Linked DNA regions of Mus musculus: region 2 is linked to region 1. Evidence: chromatin loops called from intact Hi-C (ENCODE). Cell type or tissue: left cerebral cortex. All regions are shown on one strand.

What was found. Hi-C counts contacts between places; a loop is a spot of excess contacts. Peaks named below come from ENCODE experiments on the same cell type or tissue, not always from the same donor. Only the 100,000 strongest peaks of a DNase experiment are listed, where the experiment ranks them.
Region 2: it touches region 1 in a loop (4-fold over the local background); 2 of 42 quality-filtered maps call a loop at or near these places.

Annotation. Positions count from the first base shown.
Region 1 is chr5:69,588,986-69,596,985 of GRCm38, reverse strand. It overlaps Gnpda2 (glucosamine-6-phosphate deaminase 2), which reads left to right and starts at 4,682. Exons shown (of 7, transcript NM_001038015.2): 1 at 4,682-4,778; 2 at 7,163-7,325. The coding sequence starts at 7,202. In left cerebral cortex, a CTCF peak has its summit at 4,703; DNase peaks (open chromatin) are centred at 4,667 and 7,636; H3K4me3 peaks cover 1,667 bases; H3K27ac peaks cover 877 bases.
Region 2 is chr5:71,089,388-71,097,387 of GRCm38, reverse strand. It overlaps Gabra2 (gamma-aminobutyric acid (GABA) A receptor, subunit alpha 2), which reads left to right and starts at 1,539. Exons shown (of 10, transcript NM_008066.4): 1 at 1,539-1,813; 2 at 2,770-2,856; 3 at 5,301-5,416. The coding sequence starts at 2,786. In left cerebral cortex, CTCF peaks have their summits at 1,067, 1,295, 3,373 (motif pointing right) and 4,757; DNase peaks (open chromatin) are centred at 3,346, 4,135, 4,711, 5,272 and 6 more places; H3K4me3 peaks cover 4,948 bases; H3K27ac peaks cover 3,663 bases.

The sequences.
Region 1 (8,000 bases):
CGGGCGGCACACTGGGATGGCACTGCTTTCTATATTGATCTGCACGTTCAAAGCAATTGCTGTAAAATCCCTATGACATTTTTTTCCAGAAAAGCTCACAGCTGCTCCTGAAATACATATGGAAATACAAGTCCTCCCAAATAGTCTAGTCAAAACAATCTTCAGAAAGAACAAACATGGAAGATTCACATTTCCATATTTTAATCCTTCCTAGGAAACTATCATAAACAACATATTGTCATTCTAACATAAAGACAGACACACACAGCTCAATAAAACAGCATTGTGAGTCCCTGCATCTGTCAAAGAGATTTTTCAAGCAGCATATCAAGACCATTTAATGGAGAAAGAATTGGCTTCTCAATGTACGTGTGCAACTAAGCATATAACAACTAAGAACATAAAAGAATGAAGGGAGTTGTATCCTTGCCACATAATATATTTAGCAATTAGCTCAAAGATCTAAACATAAATAGCTCAAACTATCACCTTTAGAATGAAAGACAAATGTAAATCTCCATACACATGCATTAGTTAATTTTCTTAGGCAGCATACCAAGATCACCAGACAATGAAAAAAGAAAGATTAATTTTATTCCACCTAATTTTAACCTGCTTTCTGCTGCGTATTGCAATACCCGGAGGTGAAAAGGCATTGTAGAGTGAGAAACAATATGCACATATATTCAGTATCTGATAAGGATCTAGCAATGGTGGTGTATTTTTAAAACAAACAAACAAACAAACAAAAACAAAAACTCACTGGTGTGGTGCAGTGTGGTGGCATGAACTTGCAATCTCAGCACTTGGAAGGGAGAAGCATCTTACATCTGTGAGTTTGAAGCCAGCCTGTTCTATAAAGTGGATTCAAACCATCCAGGAATACATAGTAAGACCCTGTCTTAAAAACCAAAACTCTCTAACAATCCCCAAAATAAAGAAAATGCTGTAATTTTTAAAGTCATGTGAGATTTGAGCAGATAGTTCTTCAAAGCAGATGTAGAAAAAGCCAATGATGACAGAAAAATGATGCTCAGACCTCAAGAGTCTTTAAGAAAACTTGGATCAAAACAACCACATATCATGATCCATGGCTGAAGTTTTATTCCTATATGCTTAGAGGCAAGAATTCTCCTAGGAAGACTCAAAACAATCTATTCATGGAAGATAGAAAGCCCATGGAACTAAAGTACAAGTCCATCAAAGTACAACTTGGGGAACCAATGAGTTATATTGGTGTTAGTTACAGGAATATGGGGGAGGGGTAATTTACAGGAACAGAAATGACTCAAAGGCAACCATAGCATGGATGACAGCTCAAAACTGCTGGGAAGCTGGAGAGGTTTACACAGACTGCAGGCTGGTTCAGAAGCCTGGGGCAGAGCCTAAAGTATGTTTCAGTCAATATTCATCATGACAGAAGAAGCTGTCTCCTCAGATACCAATAGGAATACAGACTGAAGAGTGGCCTTTCCAAGTGACTCTGTTGTTCTAAATATATTCAAGGCAGCTTGACTGGTTCCTGCCTCTTTCAGGCTTCTGGTCTTTTCTCAGAGTCTATTCTGCTCTGCAACTCTGAAAGTCTTCTTTGCATTGGGTTTGTCTGAGAGAGACTCTCAGTGGCCTATGACATTTATTCTTGAGAGGGAGGGTTTTGGTGAATTTGGTCAGTTTCAGGAACTTCCTGGTGCTGTTTTAAGCTGTTAAGTTTCTTAAGGAGTTGCCTGAAGAATGTTTCAATCTTAGAACACTGCCACATAATTCTATAAAAGCATGGCACTTACATAAATTACCTTCTGATTAATTAAATTGTTTTGGTGATCTACTAGACTACACATTTCTACACTGTAAATTTTGTGAACTCTAAATACCTTCTACTAAGATCGTGTTGAATATGTCAGTGCATCTGCTCTGGGTTCATTCTCTTCCCTCTGATATCAGCTATAATGGAATAGAATCATGTTCTGTGTTATTTTCCTTGTCAGTATGTATTCCTATTGGTATCTGAGGAGACAGCTTCTTCTGTCATGATGAATATTGACTGAAACATACTTTAGGCTCCGCCCCAGGCTTCTGAACCAGATAACTTCCGGAAATCTACCATCTTCTGAGGAAGATAGTATCTGACCTCATTTTTGTTCTGCCACATCCATAGACACCTACACTAGACTATCCCTGTGCTGCTGGAATGTTGTCACTCTCTATGAAAATAACCTGTTAAAACTACTCAACCAAACTCTTATACCTAAAACTCAATCCTTAGAACACTTTTACTTCTTTGTCATGTTCTCAAGACTTTATTTGGAGGAGACACATCTTTTTTATGTAAAGTTTCTCTCCAACCACAAAGATGTGAAAAATGAAGTGACTTGACCAGGATGAGTGTCATGGTGTCCTAGTTAATGAGGTGCTGGTGGTGACTTATGTCTGTATTTCTGTAAGTCTTTGCCTTCACCGATGACAGGGCCCTCATATGCTCTACCCTTGTTGGGGCTCAATCAGTATTTACCAGCATCCAAGTGCTCTTCTGCAATATCGAATGAACAGATCATGACTCGACTTTCCATGCCCTTACCCTTGTCCAAAACTCATTTCTCTGTCTAGTATGACAATTTTTGCTTTGAACAGCAAAGATTGTGGTTGAGTTGCAAATTTGAGAAAGCAGAAGCTAGGGAATATCATTTTGCAATCAAGACAGAGACATCTGATCGATCCATCATCAGTATTTACAGCACGGATGAAACTAGCTTTATGTTAGAATGTTCAAAACACTCAGGTAAAAACAGTGAAGAAAAAGTATGGTTTTTAAAGTGTTATTCATGTACCAAGTGGCACACGACTTTAATCCCAGCACTTGGGAGGCAGAGGCGGGTGGATTTCTGAGTTCGAGGCAGACTTGGTCTACAAAGTGAGTTCCAGGACAGCCAGGGCTATGCAGAGAAACCCTGTCTCCAAAAAACCAAAAAGAAAAGAAAAAAAAAATTGCAATATTGCACAATAAAAACTCTTTTGATTGAAGCTGATAGTACTAAGAAAAGGTAACAACTGATTTTTAAAATTAGCTTAAATCGATGATCATAAGAAACATTCTTCCCTTTCAAAGTATTAGCTGTCCTATGAGACTTCATAACTAATATCAGAACCTTTTGATTTGCCTGAAGGATTTACCTAGACGGCTATTTGACCCAGTCTAGATTTACAATGAGGGTACCCCAGTTTAGAAGTCTGAGTAAATAGCACACTATATTTATCTTAATTTTGTTGTGTCTAGGGAAACAGGATTCTGAATCAGCTTCTCACTGGGTACAACAGTTTTGTTGTTGTTTTGTTTTTTATTAATTATTTTATTTATTCACATTCCAAGTGTTGACCCCATCCCAGTACCCCCTCCACAAGACCCCAGTGCTATCACTCCTCTTCTTTGCCTCTAAGAGGATAGTACCCCACCCACACACCCACTCCCACCACACCCCTCTAGCATCCCCCTTCTCTGGGGCATCAGTTCTCTATAGGACCAAGCCCATCCCCTCCCACTGAGGCCAGACAAGGCAGTCCTCTGCTACATATGTAGCTGGGGCCACAGACCAGCCCATGCATGCTCTTTGGTTGGTGGCTTAGTCTCCGGGAGCTCTGTTGTTCTTCCTATGGGGTTGCCATCCCCTTCAGCTCCTTCAGTCCTTCCCCTAACTCTTCCATAGGGGTCCCCGACTTCAGTCTAGAGGTTGGCTAAAAGTGACTGCTGCTTACTTACTTTTTTTGACCTTTACAAAAACTGAGACACACGTTCAGAGTTTATGTCGGCTTCCTCTACCCCCTTAGAATTATTCAGTACAAACTACACAATACTATAATCTATGTTCCACTTTCTGAGATCATCCTGGGTTTCGGTTTTTCCTCTCTGCAAACTTAATTTTGATAAGAGTTCTTAGGATTTCAATGAACAGTTACTGTGCTCGCAAAGTAACACTGCACCTATTTTAAACCATCAGAGGGGATTATAACATACTCTTTGTTTGAAATGCTGAGACAAATTATCTTGGGGTGTTTCAATGCTTTATATGACCACTTATTACCTACTTTGTGTGTGTAACCTAGTAGGGAAATGCTCTTGGAACAAATAGAAACTTAGATGCCAGAGACATCATCAGGCAACAACTGAGGTATATAACAGGGATTTTCCATTTTGTTGGAGCTTTCTATCTGATGCTTCAACGCCTTTGAAAAGCATATTGTTATGATTTTCCCTTTGTTCTGTTACTAAAAATGCCCCATGAAACGATTGCATCTTTGGAAGAGAGTATTTGGGCTAATTGGAATCTAGTTCTCTAACCATAGGCATCCCTGCTTGACTCCAGAATAAACTCTTCTTATTCCTTTTGAGAGCCAGTTGATGATGTTGAGAAGAGTGAATAGCAAATATCTGGGGTGAAGTGATCGAGTAGGTCATATATCGTTCATTACAATCCTACAAGGAGTCTACCACAATTCAGCTTCTGAAGGACTTAACGAAAGAGAGAGGTGACAGGTGACTGACCCAAGGACTGTAGACTGCCCAGCACATCCCTTAGGTGGAAAAGCCACAGGTGATAGTGCTCCACTCTCCCCTGCCCCACCTTTGGCAGTACGCATGCGCAGCGTCCTCCCGAGTCCCTTCCTGTGTTTGTGTTTGCATCCGGGTTCTCAGGCTTCCTCAGTCCTCACCGGCTGGAGTCGCTGGCGGGTTGCTGGGTGTGTTAGCTCCGGCTCTTCGGTCGTTGGATGAGGCTGTAGGTCCGCCGGTGAGTTTAGGGGGGACACAGCTCCGAAGCGGGGCTTGGACGCGGCTCGTTGTCGCAGATTCCCGGACCCGGAGTGAAGTCTAGCAGGGCTTGGGCGCCCCTGCCTGACGCCCCTGAGCCCGGGGTGTGCAATCGGCCTTAGCCGAGCCACGGGAGGTTTCCAGCGCCGGTCCGCCCCCTGTCCTCACTCTGCCGCGGGCTGCTTAGGGTAGAGCAGTCCTGGCCCAGCGCAGGCAGATCTGGGGAGGGGGTTGCAGAAGCTCAGCACTGCAGCTCAGCACACCCCGTGCGTGGATTGTTGGGCTGCCCAAAGCTGTGAAAGTTCCGCAGTGTAGAAGTTACCTCCCCATAGAGAGTTCAGGGACTTGGGTTCAGCCAGTTTCCCTGGGGTGCCCTGCCCAAATGAATCGGCACCTGCAGTAAGCACTTAAAGACAAATTGGCGTTTGTTTGTTTAAATGCTACCTGGCCACGATGCCGAATCAGAAAGCATCCACAGTTGAGGTTTCTGATGACTGTAAAACAAGGAAAAGGAGCGTATTCGACATCTGAATAAAAATAATTTATACTGAGTGAGGGGGGTTCACTGAGAAATTTTGGAGGTGAACTCCCTTAAGAGCACTCCCTTCAGAGTAAAAACCAAACAATTTGCCTGACCTTTGGTTGCTTCCTTGCAGTGTTTCTCATTTTAGCTCAAGTGCATGAATACACTGTGATACCTAACTGGTTCTCTGACTCCTTTTAAGATCTACTGGAGCCAAGGAGAGGGGCCCAGAGTCTTTTACAAGTTATTATTAGTGATTCCATATGGATAAAACATTTGAAATGTGTTTTAAGTCCAGTTCCCTCCAAAACGTAATAGCTTTGTAACTTCTGCAGTATTTGAGTTGCAGTTTCTACCTCGAAAGTGGGGGATAACCAGAAATTCAGAAAGTATTAAGTTAATCGAATACTCTAAAGCAACAGGGTCAACTCATTAAATGTGTGCCTGTGGAGCCTCGTTTAGTGTTTAACACGGAGTGAGCCCTGGCACGTGTGAAAAACTTAGATATACCGGAGCGCTGTGAAGTTCTTTTTCTGGTCCTTACTGTTTTTTGGTTTTTTTTTTTTTTTTTTTTTTTGTTTGTTTGTTTTTTCTTCTGGTTGTTTGTTGAATAATCATATTAGAAGTACATATCTGTGAGAGCCAGCCGTTGTTTAGGAGTTTTGGATATAACTCTGAAGTTATTTTTGATGTTAGATTATTAATAGACATAAATGAAGACAGCGTTCCTTTGTGAGGCTGAGTTTTAAAAACTCCATGACTTCTTTCCTATAAACGCTGCTCATCTCTTATTATTGTCCCAGAATTCTAGATTATAGTGATCATACTTTTTTTGTTGTTTTAGAATTCTAAGTCCTGTTCTTAAGAATATCATTTAGTTTCCATGTATTGGTTATTAGACGTTCTGTTCCTGTTGGCTTACACAGTTTGATTTAGTATTCTGTGTAAAGTGCCTTTACTGAACAGGAATGCTGAAGCCACCATGTCATTGAATGGTCAGTGTTGGTGAGTGACATATTTAAACGTGAAAATAGAAATTTAAAACTGAGACTTGTGCTTCTTGCATATAGGATATATAAGTTTCTTAGTAATATTTTTTTAAGTAAAAGAGTAAGCACTTCGGTCCTAAATTTGCATTTTTGTGAAGAATTTCTCTTCCAAGAGACCAGCACTTTCAGTCAAGTATGATCTTATAAAATCCTTTCCCTGCATTTTGTGTGTGTGTGTTTGCTTGTGCGTGCTTATGAGCATGCACATTCGATATCTCAATGGTATATAAAGAATGATGCTGAAAATTATTTCTGGTGGGATTTAAACATGTTTCACAGAACAGAAATTTGATCATTATGGTATTCTTAGCAGAAATTCTGGATTTTGGTAAGTAATTTAAAGGCACTAAAGCTTTCTAGTACTGAACTTGTAGTTAAGAAATGATAGGTTTTTGTTGTTGTTTTGGTTTTGTTCAGGGATGGCTGCTTTGATAAGAGAATATAATATACTTGTATATAGTGTAGTGTGATGGCTTCATTTGGATTTGAATTCTGTTGTGTCACTGATGTGACCACAGACAAGTCATGTGAGTCCATGTTCTCTTCACAAGATTGTTATGGATTAATATATACATCTAAATGACCTAACTCAAAATGCCAGAAGCTCAGTGCGTTTTTGACAAAAAAGAGTGCTATTCCTACTGTTCCCGGTAGTAATTGTATTGTACTGTTTCAGGTATGCATTGTATTTTATGTGTGTATGCCCTCCTTAAGTATTGCTCTTTTTTAAAATCAACATATCATATACTGTGTGTCTGAACAATGTCTAAAGTACTCTATGAATTTCCACAGGTTTCAACCTCTTGGACCGAGAGCTGTGCATCACCCATAATGAGGCTTGTAATTCTTGATAACTATGACTTGGCCAGCGAATGGGCAGCCAAGTACATCTGCAATCGTATCATAAAATTCAAACCCGGACAGGACAGGTACTTTTCCCTGGGCTTACCAACAGGTATAAACCATACTTTTTATTTTTATATACTCACATTATGTACAGTTGTGGAAGAAATAGGGTCTTTCTTCGTAAACTACTTCTAATTTCTGAACATATTAGTATATAAAGCCAGAAGTATTTGCAGTCTGCTGCACTATCTACATATGGATTCTATTTGTTAAAATTCTATTTTACCTTCTACTCCAAAAATTGCAGTCTCAAGAAGGATCCTGCTTTAAATGATGACAGTGATATTTCTGCATCCTTTTCTAGTACTCTTGAGTTTCTAGGACACCGCCTTCATCAGTCCTGATTTCTTACAGCTCGTTTATGACTAACAGGTGATGACTCAGTTTCGCATTGCTACTTTTTTGACTCCATGTTACCTTTATTATGAGCTCTTCTCTTCTTAGGCTTTTAATTTTTATCCTTCTGTGATAGAAGTATTTCAAGTGAGAATTGTAAAAGCCCTTGTTGCTTTATCACAGAAATAAACCCCCATACCAACTACATGTGTCGGCTTTACTTCTCAGCGTTGCCTTTTTAAAACGATCACTTGACCACGGGGTACTTTTATATGGATAGGTTTGGAGACACTGAGACTCAGAACTGAGTGTTAATGGCTGCAGTGTATTCATTCTACATACCTTGAGCTTTGGATTCCTTCCATGCACAGAAGATAACATAGTCATA
Region 2 (8,000 bases), 1.5 Mb before region 1:
TTTAAGAAGTTAAATGCTCATTGGCAACGTGGTGGCTTATGGTTTAAAAGGAACAGCCTGAAATATTTCTATTGTAAGTGTCTTCCTCTCTTCCCATAATCTTCAAAGGAAAGCTAAAATTTACTGTAGATTAGCACTGCCCGTTAGGAAAACTGCATCATCTAGTAAAAAAAAAATCTTGTGTGTGTGTGTGTGTGTGTGTGTGTGTGTGTGTGTGTGTGTGTGTGCTCAACTACCAAATGGTACATATTGACTCTGAATGTAAAATAACAGAGTCGTACAAGCTTAGGACACTCTCCCTTTTCTCCTTTTATAGTGTCTCACATTTATGAAAACTTCTGAGAAAAAAAGATAAAGAGCGGCTCTGGTTTGCCTGAGTAGAATGTTCCTAAGATTCAGTTTCCTGCACAGTACAAAAAGGAATGCATCTTTCTTTTCTTTTTCATTGGTTTCCTTTTTCTTTTTCTGTTCATGTTGCACGGTTCGATTTTATCGCCCCAGATAAAGCGGAAGGAAACATCAGACAGATCAAACACAGAATTCTCAAAGTGTATGATAGGTTTGGAATTACAAGTCCCTGCCAAGAAAAAGCCCTAAAGGGGGGAAAACCTCAAACTGCTCCATCTCGTTCCTGTCTGCAATGGAAAGAAGGCAGCAGGTTCCTTAGCTCAGGGCTAACATAAACTTTTTATAGCTCTTAGACTGAATCTTGAGCACCAGGTAAGGAGAATGCCTGGACAAAGAGATTAGGGTAAAGCATTGCTGAAAGAAAGCAGGGGGTTTTCCTGAAGGGTAAGGTCAGCATAGGGCCCTCACTGATCCGCTTTGGGCAAGTCTCCAGACCTCCTAGCTTGAGGGGAAACTGGTCCTAATTATGGGAGCGCTGAGCAAAGAGAGGTACATCCAGAGGGCTAAGGAAATCAAAGAAACTTCCTGCTGTGTAATTCCACGTAACGTGCGTTTAACATGGTCCTGCGTGGATGCGCTGATGACTAAGTAAAGGCGTGATTAGCCCCTTCGCCCTCCAGTGGGAGCCATACATCGTTACCTCTTCCAGGCAACCACGTCGCTCCACTAGGGATGATGTCGGGGGACGAGCGGCAGGGAGCCGCCCGTGGGACCTAGGGCCTCACAAACACACACCATTCACAGTTCAGCACCCACACTCACCAGCAGCCGCCCCCTAACCCTTACACCAGGAAGCTCACTGCCTCCAGCTCCAGGCAGGGTGTGGGCTCCACTCCTCCAGCGCGGTGTGGGCGCGGGCAGCGGCGCTCCCAGGCGCACTGTGGTGCCCCGCGCTACCCCGGCTGTGCTGCCCCAGGTGCCCAGAGGGCGGCGGTGGCTTGGCCAGGATTGGGGTGGGGGATAAGGGGTCCCCTATTCCCTGGAACCTTCTTAATCCTCTTCCTTGGGCTAGCTCCTCCTCCTCCAGGCGCGGGGCTCGTGCCCGCTGCTGCCTGCCTGCGCGCATCGCGCCTCCGCGCCCCCACCCCGGCTCCTGCGATCGCTACTCCCTCCTCCTCTTCCTCCTCCTCCTCCTCCGCCCATCACCGCCACTACGGACGCCTTCGCCGCCTACTCCTCGCGCGGCCACGACTCCTCAAGCTCTCTGCTACAGCTTCCACCGGCCCATCCATTCGTTTGCTGCCTGGTCTTTAGGCTGCTGCAGTCTCTCTCTCTCTCTCTCTCTCTCTCTCTCTCTCTCTCTCTCTCTCTCTCTCTCTCTCTCTCTCTCTCTCTCTCAAGTTTCTGTGGAAACAGATTCAAAGCCACTGGAGGAAAACATCTACTACTTCTACTAGCTGTTCAGGTAGGGTCGCAGACGTTGGTGGCAGCGGGGGTAACCTTTGCTCATTCCCCTCTGCTTCGCCAGCATGCCACCCCCACCCCACCAACCCACTCCACTCTTCATGCTCCTTCGACACGGAGGCTCAGGTTCTCCTAGTCTCTCCATCCTCCAAGATCGAATTCCAATGTCCCTCCCCAGAAACGTATATTCGCAACTACAATAAAAATCCAAGAGCCAGTCCGGCGGCTGCACGCTGGCCCGGCTCTTTTACAGTCTCCAACTTTGCACACACTGGCAGCGCTGCCTGCCTGCTCAGCGGCGTCTGATCCGGAGCCTCACGCTCCTTTGGTAGTCTTGGCTCAGAGCAGCTGTCAAATGCATAGTTCGCAGCACTTGATTTCCACCCTGCTGCCTCTTGAACATGGACGTGGGCAAATGTGAAAGGGCAGGGCGAATGATTTGGATTTGATTTTCTATTTTTTTTTTTTTTTGAGGGTGTGATGGTGGTTGTTGTTGAGTAAAGTGAAGACGTGAGTACCACAATTAACTGTAAGGAAAAGATAGAAATGAAAAAGTAGCCTGCTTGCTGCCAGCTTTTTCCTGCTGTCGTTGCGGAGGTGATCTTCCTTGAGAGGGTGAGGCGTGGAGTATCCATCTCCCCACCTCTTTCGCACACACTCCTCCAACCTATTTCTTCATCAGCTACTGTGTCAGTTTAGAGTCCCGGGTTGTCATTTTATGCGTGCATAACGATTTTTTTTTTTTCAGAGGATGGGACTGGGGAAGTTATAGGCAGAGGAAAATGTATTAGTGGTGTAATCTTTCCATTAAAAAAATCCTTTCCCATTGCCTGTCATCCAGTCCTATACCTAGTAGACAGGAGTAACATCCCCTCCTAATTGAAATGAAATTCTTTTGGGTTATTGGCTTGGTAGGATGAGAACAAATTTAATTTAATTTTGTTTTTTCTTCCATAGCTTTGGCAACAAGAAGATGAAGACAAAATTGAGCACATGCAATGTATGGTCTCTGCTGCTTGTTCTTCTGGTGTGGGACCCAGTCAGGTGAAGCATTGTTTTTGATTTCTTCATTCCAGGTCTAGGATGATTTTTAAGTGACACAACTGTATCCACACTCTTTAAAAGACTAGGTATTTTGAGGAATTATCAATTATTTTAGTGGAAATGGATTGTACAGGAAATTGTCGTACTAAGTGTCTGAAACTCTAAAAAGTTTGCTGATTTTTTTTTAAGCAGCCAAACACACACACACACACAACAAAAATGAATGGGATTTTTTTTTTCTATTTGAGGCATTTAATTGAAGAAGCGACTACCCTATCAGGGATATATTAGTTTAAAGAATGCCTGTCGTTAAGGTGTTCATAGTTATACTAAATTCTGGTAAGGAAGCTAAGCCGTCCTTGGAACACACAGAAAAAAAAAAATCAGCTAAATGATTTAAGTGGCAACTTAGGCTTTTTCTTTTCTTTCTGTTTCTTTCTTTGCATTTTGTATTGAGCCACTGGGGCTTCTATAGACAGAGTAGGAAACCTAACTGGTATGTGAGTCTGAGACCTGTAGGTGGAGGCAGCACACAACTAGACAATCACAAACATCGAAACAAAAGCTGATTTATGAGCCAACTTTTCATCTTATTAATTTAGAGATAATTTGTTTTTCAGTTGGTTAATGACCAAAAGAGTGGTTTCTTAAAATGTGTGAATTTTCTTTTGCCTATTATCTACACAGAAATTAGTTTGATTGCTTTAAGTAATATCATTAATTGTCGTTTTCTCTGATTTTTTAAATAAAACCAGCAGTGGGTATATTTCATTGAATGCATGTATAGGGAATGGTTTTAAACCCAAGAAAAATTAAAATACAAATTTTGTTATAATTCTTCTGTAGCTATTACTCTTTAATAATTCCCCTTATGAGTTCTAACAAAATAATGTTTAAGATATTTTGGAACAGAAAAGAAATCTGTTTGGAAATACTTCACTTAACTGGGAAATGCCATCTATGACTAAATATTGACTTTAGAAAGATAATCTGAACTATAACTGAGAAACAAACACCTCAGGTGAAACACTTCAGCTAGACTCTTGTGACTATCTTAGGGACTGGCTTTAAAAATTAGAATGAGAAACTTTTGAAGGTAGAGTATATGAATTGATATTCTTACATAACTTGAAGATGTCCATCTTCATGTCCACACTTCAACACTCCCTCTGTTCTTCAAAATTCCAGCTTGAAGTTTATTGCCAATTTTGGTGTATTATAAGTATTGTTAGCTTCTGGTTCTGCATTCATTTAAATGTAAATGGTCTCTGTCGCTGATGTTTTATATGATATATATTGACTAGAATGGAAGTACACACACTCCCTGACTTTAAAGGCTTAGGCATTCACTTATCAATGAATAAGACCCAAGACCCAGTGCTGACAGCTTAACTAAATATCACTCTACTCATTTTCTGTTCTATATTTGACCCAATAATGTTCATGGCAGTATTTTATTCTATTATATAAATGATTCCTTTTTGGGGACAGTAATTTAAATCTCTGAATCATTCCGAGAAAAAATGGCAATGAGAGGGGACACTCTGTTTTATACATTCAGTTTATTTGACCAAATTGCTGTCACAAAATCAGGTTTCTGGCTTTATGATGGAGAAATCATGAAGAAAAATCACTGCCTCTAAAGCTTTGCTAGGGGTGTTTTAAGACCCCTTTTCTTGCCACAAATTTATCACCAGAGAAAGGCTAACTGGACACTTTTATCTTTATGTAGCCCCTTATTACTTCTCTGAGACCACTCAAAGGACCTGGCCTTCTTAGAGTCTGTGAGGGTGTGTGTTGCTCTTGCCTTCAGACCCCATCTCCATCTCCTGGCTACACTGGAGCTTGGCAACCTGCCAGTGGAGTTCCCCTGATGTCTATATTATGCTTGGCCATTGGGTGGAGGTATATCCCAAGTGAGGAAATTACTTTCATCTAAAACTGTGAAAGACATAAGAGAACAAGAATGCTATGTATAAGAATGACAGGGAATTTTTGTGCCACCAAGATAACAGTTTATTTTCCAATTAATAGTCACAACACTGAAGAATTACTTCAGAAGTTTCTCTAGTTATTTCATTCATCTAATTGCAAAGCAATCTTGTTGATAATGCCTACATATGAGAATCAACAAATATGGTGTGTTCTAAAGAGGAGACATTAAGATTATAGCTCATACAGAATAACAAATGCTAGAAGTCTCAAAGGTGTTACCATTATTCTTTTGATATTTACTGTTTCTTTTTTGAAACAGAATACTTACCTTCCCAGCAAGTTTAGTGCTATTTATAGAGTGAAAAAGAGAAAGAAATGTATGTCACTAATGGCTGAAGGAGCCTTAAATTAAGTTAAATTCAGATCAAGGAGAAAGAGCATTTTGGCGCTTAGCCAAACACTGTATGTACATATATGATATATACAAATGTGTAAAATTATCTGTTTAGGTTGGTGCTGGCTAACATCCAAGAAGATGAGGCTAAAAATAACATCACCATCTTTACAAGAATTCTAGACAGACTTCTGGATGGTTATGATAATCGGCTTAGACCAGGACTGGGAGGTAAAAATAGTTTTCCTTTATTTTAAACCTTCAAAATACAATGGCTTTACAAGTTAAAGGTAAGGTGCTCATCTTAATGCACTCTATGCATGAAGAAATTGTCAAGTCTTTGAAGTCCTACAGAATGAAAAGTAAGAAAAACAAAATAAACATTATAACGTCCCTTTGCACATGTCTAACCTATTTAGCTATATATTGTGTAGAGTGCCCATATTCATATAGGGATGTGTGTGTGTGTGTGTGTGTGTGTGTGTGTGTGTGTGTGTGAACAGTTTTATAGTTAAATTATTGGAAACATCCTGTTTTCTATGCAGAGAATATATATTTGTATTATTTATCTGCTGTGCCTGTGTAGCATCAAATGCTACTAAATTATCACTTTTACAAATGCCTATCTTCAGATCAGCATAGATTACACAATAATCAGAGAAATAAAGATGTTGCAAATATGTAGTGGCTGTAATCCTACTTTACAAAGTTGAAACAGTTGAATTTCAGGCTTCAACAACAATTTTCAAGTAAAAAAAAATGTTTTTTAAATCTAAGAAGTTATCGAAATTAGAGGAGGCTAGTGTGTTAAATGCCAATTAGTGTTCAGGATTGTTAAGTGACACTAAAGTTAGATACAAGTAAGCATAGGGATGGGACTGATAAAAATATCCCAAGCCAAGATATTGTTACTTATGAGTTTTAACAATGTTAAATGCTTGCCTATTTGTACACATATAGATATGTTACTTAAAATGTTAGTTAAAAACTATATATGATAAATATGCCCATGTACACATAATTATTGCAATGCTTAATTGATTCAAAAGTAAGACAAAATTAGCTCAACATTCCATGCCAGGTAGTGATGAGTACAGTTTCTGGTTGTTCCAGCATTAACAACTTTGTAAGGCTTCTCACAGGGTTTCTATTAAGTTGGGCCTGGTGACATACACACCTGTGGTTTCAGCATTTGGGAGATAGAGGTAAATTGTTCAGACATTAAAAGTCTTCCTTAGCTACACAGGGCGTTCCAGCCTGGGGTACCCATGACTTTGTCCAAACTTTATATTAAGTCAATGTGTGGAATTTTATATTAGTAATTAATTTGATAATAGACAGTTGTTAGGTTCTGAGTATCTCCCGAAATTGTACAGTATGTCTTCACAGTGGTAGGAAAACAGTCAAAGAGACCCAACCTGTTAAACAGTATGTCATTTAATTACATTTTGTTTTTCACATTAATTCTTGAGTAGCACATCAAATTTAAAAGAGGATCCAGGGAAGAACAATGTTTCAAAAATGACACAAGTGATACAGTGACAGGTTTTATTTCTAAGAGATTTTTTTTTTAGGAGAAAAAAAAAAGAAGAAGAAGAACATAAAATGGAGCACTGTATTTCCTTAATACTGGATATTTCTAAATAGTTGAAACAGAAATGGCTTGGAAATTATGATAGAAAATGTGCCAATAAACTATTACCACACTCATGTATTCTCTTGTAGAGAAAGAAACAAGTCTAACACAAAATTGTCCTAATCTGTAACGGTGGTTTATGATACGGATTGCACAAGGGCGGCTCGTTTATCTCAAACATAGAACTTTTTATCTTTAAATAAATTGCCTGGTGCAAAATAAGTTGTAAAATGTAACAGCTAGACCTTGAACTTCATTGTTTTTCAGTTCCAAAACAATCTTTGCTTCTGGGTTGCATGGCTGGGTAGAGGAAACTATGTATTTTCTCTTTCAGATATTTTATGATCTCTAATATTTAAATACTATTTCTTATATTAAAAATTCCATTTGCTCACATTTAAATATGAACCCCCACTGTCTTGTCGCTTGGTTTAATGGAATATAGTGTGTCATTTCTTAGGTTACTCTTTTCTTTTCTCCATCCCTTTGTCATGTTCATCTATTAATACTGCGTGATCTAATGACTCTTACCTGACTCTGCTTTACATGTCCCACTCTTTTCTCTTGATCCCACACTTCCGATGGTCCTAATTTGATAGATACCATTGATGGTACTTGATGGAGCATATATAGGTTGAGGGGCAACCTATATCTTCAGCCATGTTCTCCTCCACGCCCTGCCTACTAAGGCGCCAGAGCAGATAAGCCCTGTTACCTCTGATTAAAAGTGTATGCAAAAACACAGTCATAGTGTTGTGAAGGCTATCTTTCTGAAATACTGCTGTTGCAAAAAAATTGTTTTATACAGTAGCCAAAAACGAGTGATACCTAGGGGAAAGTATCAATCTCTTTTTATTTTTAATTAAAATGAACTAAACTTATTTGTTCAAGGATCATAAGCATTGGAATCATAATGGTGTAACCTCCACCTTTGAACTATGTAAATATTCTATTAAACAGAATAAAATATAATAACAACAAAGTGTATGTACTATGTGACTTGACTAGGAATCTTGTATAATACCATAGGCTACATAACATTTCAGCAAATGTTGTTTTCTTCCCCCTCCCCTGTCATAGGATCAAAAACTAAACAAAATAAAACAAACACATTCAAAAGAAAACCAAGTTTCCTGCAGTCTGCTTCTCGGGGAATATTTTCTGTGTTAAGTCACTTGC